Linked DNA regions of Homo sapiens: region 2 is linked to region 1. A link is an interaction called in ENCODE POLR2A ChIA-PET data of the cell type or tissue named here. Cell type or tissue: MCF 10A. All regions are shown on one strand.

Region 1 (4,000 bases):
TCTGAAAAAGTAGGTGTGGTTTGAAGGGAAGTTAGTCTGGAAAGTTCAGAGCCATGAAAAGCAACACAGTCATATTTGCAGAAGGGCACTTCTGTTATTCAGTCCATCTCTGCTTCGTTTTTTGTCTTCTCTTGTTGTGAAGTATTTTTTGCACAGTTTTCCCCAAACCCTTGTTTTGGTGATCAGAAATCCTTGTCTGCAGTGTTCCAGATAACATACAGCCTATTAAAAACAGCCTTGCTCCAGAGTTACATTCAACGATCAACAATTTTTATCAAGAGTTCAAACCTACATTCTAGTAGAGAACTCCAGGTCTCACCAAACAGCCTACTGCTACCATCAGCCTCCTAATCCAACTGGAGGTGTTCAAGTTCTGAGACATGACCTTTCTCGATAGAGAGCCCAAGAGATTTCTATGATAGTCAAGAAGGGCTTCTTTCCCCTCCCCAACCAACAAAATTACCAGTAATAAGACAGCTTTGGATCCTTTTTGGAATGTGGAGAGATGTTAGTAGATGTGTGCTCACCACCTTGAAGCCTCTCTGCTCCTTAGAGAGCTCCACACTGCAGGAGACCTAGTTAATCCTTTAGGGATGACGGTAGTTAGCTCTGATCTGTGCAGCATTCACCATGCATTGCATTAATCTCTCTGTTGTTCAGACCGTTTCCTTTAGGTCCTAACGACCGTGATCTACTCTCACTTTTCACTTAATTTCAATGACTTTACATCCGTCTGTTCCAGCACCTGTTGTATGAAATCTAAGTTATTCTTAGAGATAAAGGTGAGCAAAGAATAGTGACCTTGTCCCTAGGTTAAGGTCTGCCTTCCTGTTTCATCTTTCCTTCCCCAGGACTGTGCTGAACTCTGTGAAGCAGGCCTATAGTAAGGGAATCCAGCTGCCTAAAATGACATCTTCTTAGTAAACTAAAAGCCTGATTCAGAGATATTTTTTCATCATTTCCTTTTTGCTTTCAAATGTGAAGATTCTGTAAGCATTCCTGTTAATCCAGTTATGGTGATAAACTGAGAAATAAAAAGAAAATGTACTGTGTTCTTGAAGCTTGACAACAAATTCTAAATTTTAGAAATCCATTGTGAAAATCAGTTTAAAATTGTGTACATACAATTTTAACTTATTAAAGTCAAAACAAGTAAAACCTCTTGTAAAACAAGACCACCCTAACCTTTTTATTGTGTAGAGCCAGATTTGTTAAGTGGCAATCATAGACTATAGATAAGTAATTTAAAACATCAAAAATGAAAAATAATTTTAAGTTATGGAAATATTAGCAAAATTAAATAGTAATATCAGATAATTACATCAGATTTTATTATTATTATTATCATTTTGAGACAGTCCTACTCTATCATCCAGCCTGGAGGGCAGTGGTGTAATCTTGGCTCACTGCAACCTCTGCCTCCTGGGTTCAAGCAGTAGAACTTCTGAGTAGCTGGGATTGCTGGGATTACAGGCCTGCGCCACCACACCTGGCTAATTTTTTATATTTTTAGTAGAGACAGGATTTCACTATGTTGCCCAGGCTGGTCTCGAACTCCTGAGCTCAAGTGATCCGCCTGCCTCGGCCTCCCAAAGTGCTAGGATTACAGGCGTGAGCCACTGTGCCTGGCCACATCAAATTATTAAACTTAAAATAGGAAACCAAGTCATTGGATTTTTTTTAAAGATTCATAACTAAAAAAGGTATATGACTAGCCTTAGAGCTCTTGTCTGAGACTTGTACTGACCTGCTTCTAAGACGCTACGCTAATTTTAGTTGGAGAGGTCTAACAGCAGGTTAAATACCCAGCTGTTGAGTCACCCTCGTCTCTGACTAAGTTGTAAGATATGGTGCTCATTTATACTAGGCTTCAGAATGGCATTCTGGATATACAGAGAGAACTTTGTGATGACTGTATTTGTCTGAATTCGAACCTGAAACTAGGTACAGGGTACATTATAATAACAGTCATGCAGGAAGAGTTTTAAGTGATTGGCTTCTTTAAGACCAGCCTAAATTCTGCTTCTGTTGAAATGGGGATGGGCAAATTTCAGGAATTTAATTGTATCGGTAAATTTTAGACACTTTGTGTTGATTTCTGTATATTAAACTTGCCAAGTATTTCATATATAACTTTGAAGATCTTGAATCTTCATGTACATTACAACTAAAGTTTTAATTAATAGTACACAACTGAGAAAAATAGTATTTTTATGACCGTGGAATACATCTTATCACCTTTGGAGGGCAAACATTTTCCCTTGTTTGAGGGCATCATTTTCATTGTGATAAAATCAAATTATATCAACTTAAGGTGAGATTCTGTGAGTTGTGTGACTAAAAACCAGTATTTACTCTCAGATTTAAATGTTAAGAGAATATGAAAAATCATATCGAACTTTTAGGCAGTCAGGTGAACTACTAAAGATGAGTATGTTGGTTGAAATTTTTGAATTCTGTCTTATTAAAATAAGGTTATATTTGTTTCAGACTATCTTATTTATTTCAAATATTTTTAAGCCCACTTAGTGGAAGTGCCAGAGTTTTAAAGTTTTTGAAGGCCGGGCGTGGTGTCTCACACCCGTAATCCCAGCTCTTTGGGAGGCTGAGGCGGGTGGATCACGAGGTCAGGAGATCGAGACCATCCTGGCCAACATTCTACTAAAATTAAAAAAAAAAAAATTAGCCAGGTGTGGTGGTGTGCGCCTTTAGTCCTAGCTACTCAGGAGGCTGAGGCAGGGGAATCGCTTGAACCTGGGAGGCAGAGGTTGCAGTGAGCCAAGATCACACCACTGTACTCCAGCCTGGCAAGAGAGCGAGACTATCTCTCAAAAAAAAAAAAAGTTTCTGAAGCAGATTCCAGAAATGAAATAACATTTTGAAACAGAATTATCTCAATTGTAAATATTCCTCGACATTTTATTTATCCAGCTTCCTAATATCCTCAAAACCTTAGAGTAGTTGAAATGTAGTTAATATTTGTTGAATGCATTGATTTTTTTTTTTTTGAGATGGAGTTTCGCTCTGTTGCCCAGGCTGGAGTGCAATGGTGCAATCTCCCGAGTAGCTGGGATTACAAGCACATGCCACCACACCCAGCTAATTTGTGTATTTTAGTAGAGACAAAGTTTCACCATATTGGCCAGGCTGGCCTCGAACTCCTGACCTCAAGTGATCTACCCACCTCGGCCTCCTGAAGTGCTAGGATTACAGGCATGAGACACTGCGCCTGGCCGAATTTTTTTTTTTTTTTAACTGCCTTGTTCCAAAGTTTCTTAAATCTGCACTGGGAAAAAGGAAAGTCCTTCTGCTGTCTATGCCAGTGGTTCTAGAAAGTAGAGATTTTGGACTCTTGTGGTGGGGAGTAGGGGTCCTCAAGGCCCTTTCAGGGGACAAAAAAGTTACAACAGTTTTCATTATATTACTAAAAATGTGCCTTTTTCCTATCATTCACTTAAATGTTTACAATAAAGTTTCTAGACTACTTGATGTAAGAAATCGCAGATTGAATGCATAAACAGTTATGAGAATCCAGTTATCCTTTCTTAATCCTGACATTTAAAAGATTGCAATAATGTAAAACAGTGCTACTCTTCTAACTGTTTTTGTTTTGGAAAATACAGTCTTTTTCTATAAAAATGTTATTTAGGGCTGGGTGCGGTGGCTTATGCCCGTAAATCCCAGCACTTTGGGAGGCCGAGGCAGGTGGATTGCCTGAGGTCAGGAGTTCGAGACCAGCCTGGCCAACCTGGTGAAACCCTGTCTCTACTAAAAATACAAAAAATTAGCTGGGCGTGGTGGTGGGCACCTGTAATCCTAACTATTCGGGAGGCTGAGGCAGGAGAATCACTTGAACCCGGGAGGCAGAGGTTGCAGGGAGCCAAGATCATGCCGTGGCATTCCAGCGTGGGTGACAGAGCGAGACTCCGTCTCAAAAACAAACAAACAAAAAAAAAAAGTTATTTGGGTTAACATATCACTTTTACTTTTATTAAATGAA
Region 2 (4,000 bases), 82 kb after region 1:
AGAGAGGCCAGAGCAGCATGGATGCGGACATGCAATCTGTTTTCAAAGTCGTAGCCAGAGAAATCCTCCTGTAAGATCAAAGAAAGATATTTATGCACTCTGTTAGCTAAGCTTGCACAGGGTACTGTGGTATAAAGCACACTCAATTTTGCATTTCCCAAAGTAAAATCTCTACACTCCCAGTAAAGGTTTCCCATCCACTTGATTTTCATATTACTCAAACCTCAAACTTTGTATTCATTTTTAAAAACGTCAACTGAATGTCAATAAGGTTCTCTTTGGACAATTTTCCTCGAGTTATTCTTGAAAAAGTAGTCTTATGTTGTGCTCAATATAAGTTGCTATTAGAAATTCTTAATTCAGGGACATAGTTATAAAATCAAAAGTTATCTTCCCACCCAAAGACTAAGAGTGTTTCTAAAGCAGGATGAACAATTTCATCGAAGTTCCTTATGATCTTGTAATGTCCCTTAAAACTCAAGAGCTCACTGATTCAATTGGTTGTCATTTTTCCTTTCCAGAAATATTACCAACCAGAACATCATTGCACAAACTTTCTTGAATTCAGACTCAGGTATACAGTGTATGGGATAAGAAGGGCCACTGGAGAAAGGTAGATTCAGGATATTTACCTTTGCTTGAAGAAGTAGAGCTCTGCCTCTTCCTACAGTCTATAAGAAAAACACATTATCCCATAAAATCTGTGTTTATATATACGCAGGCAGAAAATGGTATAATAGGAGGCTATGTTAATTAAAACAATTCACTGTAGACATAGCAATGAGTCAACTGTTCATTCAAGTATAATGACTCCAATATTCTTCTTTTTTTTTTTTTTTTGAGATGGAGTTTCACTCTGTTGTCCAGGCTGGAGTGTGGTGTGCAGTGGCATGATCTTGGCTCACTGCAACCTCTGCCTCCCGTGTTCAAGCAATTCTCCTGCCTTAGCCTCCTGAGTAGCTGGGATTACAGGCACCTGCCACTATGCCCAGCTAATTTTTGTATTTTTAGTAGAGACGGGATTTAGCTCTGTTGGCCAGGTTGGTCTCAAACCTCAAGCGATCCACCCACCTTGGCCTCCCAAAGTGCTGGGATTACAGGTATGAGCCACTGCGCCCAGCCCCAATATTTTTTAATATAAAGATGTTTACTCATTTACATGAGGACATTACTTGATATATAATCACTTGATAAATAATTTTTCATAGTCTATAAAAGGCAACCTCTAAGATATAATATCTTAGGTTAAAATCTTACTAAACAACCTTAAAATTAATGATTATCAAAAGGTTTTATCTGAATCAGTAAGTTATACATAGCTATAAACTTTTTTTTTTTTTTTTTGAGACAGGGTCTTGCTCTGTTGCTCAGGCTGGAGTGCAGTGGCACAATCATGGCTCACTGCAACCTCAAGCTCCAGAGATCCTCTCACCTCAGCCCCCCAGGTTAACTGGGACTACAGGCACATGCTGCCACGCCTGACTATGTTTTTTGATTTTTTTTTTTTTTTTTTTTTTTTTTTTTTTTTTTTTGCAGAGATGAGGTTTCACTTTGTTGCCCAGGTTGGTTTTGAACTTCTGGGCTCAAGTGATACTCCCACCTCAGCCTCCCAAACTGCTGGGATTACAGGCATGAGCCACTGAGCCTGGCCATATTTTAACTTTTAAAAACTGTATTTTTACTATACTTTTTCTATATTTAGATACACAAATACTTACCATTGTGTTACGGTTGCCTACAGTATTCAATACAGTAACATGCTGTACACAATTATAGCACAGAAGCAATAGGCTATAGATACAGCCTGGTTGTGTAGTAGGTGATACCACCTAGGTCTGTGTAAGTACTCTATGATGTTTGCACAAGGAAGGAATTGCCTAACAACGCATTTCTCAGCATGTCATTAAGAGATGTATGACTGTAATTTGAATGCTAGGGAAGAAATTACCTCCTTAAAGATAATAAGGTAGTATTACTAACTTCTTGGATTCATTCTAAGTAAAACCAAGGAAAACAAAATGAAGAACACTGTGTTCAGTTTGTTTTAAATGAAGGGTGCTTTGTGCTTGCCCACTTCCACATTTTTGTTGAACAACATTAAAAATATATATTATATTATATATATAAGATCTTACCTCTGGTTTGTCTAATAGAAGACAGCCAAGTTCATAACAGGCATACGGCTGAACATATAAGTTATTCTGACGACACAATTCATCTTTAACAGCTCGCTGGAAGTACTGAAAGGAATGCAAATGTTATTGGATGAATTCATTTTCCTACTTAGCATAAGGCTTATTATAATCTTCAAGAGGGGGCGGGAAGGGGGACTCATACTCTGTTTTCTAGATCAGATTTTCTCTTCTTTCCTCATCTTCATTCTTTCCTATCTACATCTTAGAAGTCCTTTACATGCTGCCTGATGTGCATTCCTCAGAATATATTGGACTGCCTAATTTGTGCTACTATTTTTCCAGGGGACATATTAGCCTCTATTGATTTTATCACTGAGAACATCTTTTATCTGCATCTAAGAGTCTAAACATCCCATTTTAATATTTAAAACAGAAAACACACAAGGTAACTATGATCTCGACATGCGTCTTGACTGTATCTTGCTAGCACATAAGCATTTGATCTAAAATAAGCTATTTAGGGCTGTGATAACTATCATAAGCCCATACTGAAAGATTAAACTTACAAGGACATTATCATCTAGGATTTAAAAGCCAAGAGTCTCCTATTACTGTACATTAATTCTTTTTTTTTTTTTTTTTTTGAGATGGAGTCTTGCTGTGTCGCCCAGGCTGGAGTACAGTGGTATGATCTCAGCTCGCTGCAACCTCTGCCTCCTGGGTTCAAGCAATTCTCGTGCCTCAGCCTCCCGAGTAGCTGGGATTACAGGTGCATGCCACCACACCTGGCTAATTTTTGTATTTTCAGTAGAGACGGGGTTCCACCATGTTGGCCCGGCTGGTCTCAAACTCCTGACCTCAAGTGATCCATCCACCTTGGCCTCCCAAAGTGCTGGGATTACAGGTGTGAGCCACCGTGCCCGGCCACTGTACCCTGATTCTTTCAAAGAGTAGTCAAAGTAACACTGATATATACTTCTTCAAAACAAGCAATCAAACAAAAAAACAACTCTCTCGCTTGACCCCCAGGGCTGCATCAATAATCCACAGTTATAAAGAGAGAAAACTGAATGCACACTGACATGTCTGATCATTTTTGTTCTTGTCTAACAATGAGACTTCACTCCGCTCCTTCAAAACTGCCTCCTCATGTCCTCCTCTCTCCAGTGGAGGCTGTCATCTTGATAAATATTAGTGCCAGAAAAGGAGGCCATATATAAAGAAGCATTCTAAGAATATGAAGTTAATTAAAAACTAGTATTAACCATCATCAACTTCTAGCATCTGAGAAGATGGCATTAATCAAATAATTGGATAAAGTTTATAGTGGGAGGTTCGGTTTCGTTCAGTGCTTTTTCATTTTTCTTATTCACAAGCATATACGTAGGTGTTCGTGACTTATTTTCTTTAGCCCTGACAACATTAACAGTTTACCTGAACAGCATCTTCTGAGTTTCCTAGACATTTGTGTATGGCACCAAGAAGCAAATACTTTAATCCAACAACAGATGAGTCATCCACTTCATGGCAAGCTTAAAAAGAAGGGGAGTGAACAGAGCAGTAAGCAAATGCATTCACTTAATTCCTTCAATATCATGAAGAGTGAGGTAAATGTTTCAGTTCATGTTTCTGCCTCCTGATATGAACCTAAAACTGCTCTTAATAAAAGAAGTTATGTTAATTTGTTAAAAATGACTTCACATTAAATTGCCATACCATAGGCACCTTTCCATGTTTGTATGAGGTACTGTACTAGTCAGTGGGAGAGGATCAGAACTGACCCTTCCACTTCAACAGCAAGCTGTGGGGGATGGACACACAGGTTAGAGAATGTTACGGGAGTTTTCCAAGAAAATGAGAAAGAT

What was found. Peaks named below come from ENCODE experiments on the same cell type or tissue, not always from the same donor. Only the 100,000 strongest peaks of a DNase experiment are listed, where the experiment ranks them.
Region 2: POLR2A ChIA-PET joins it to region 1 with 5 read pairs; 11 of 35 experiments call an interaction of 5 or more read pairs at or near these places.

The regions. Positions count from the first base shown.
Region 1 is chr18:24,210,917-24,214,916 of GRCh38, reverse strand. All of the region lies in intron 17 of OSBPL1A (oxysterol binding protein like 1A), which reads left to right. Among named protein-coding and RNA genes, the nearest start is that of CABYR, 74 kb to the right of the region's middle. RefSeq lists an enhancer at 302-872 and a silencer at 3,569-3,743. In MCF 10A, no CTCF peak of the experiment used is centred here; a DNase peak (open chromatin) is centred at 1,806.
Region 2 is chr18:24,128,553-24,132,552 of GRCh38, reverse strand. It overlaps TTC39C (tetratricopeptide repeat domain 39C), which reads right to left. Exons shown (of 14, transcript NM_001135993.2): 11 at 3,570-3,667; 12 at 2,136-2,240; 13 at 633-671; 14 at 1-68. Among named protein-coding and RNA genes, the nearest start is that of CABYR, 8.5 kb to the left of the region's middle. In MCF 10A, no CTCF peak of the experiment used is centred here; no DNase peak of the experiment used is centred here.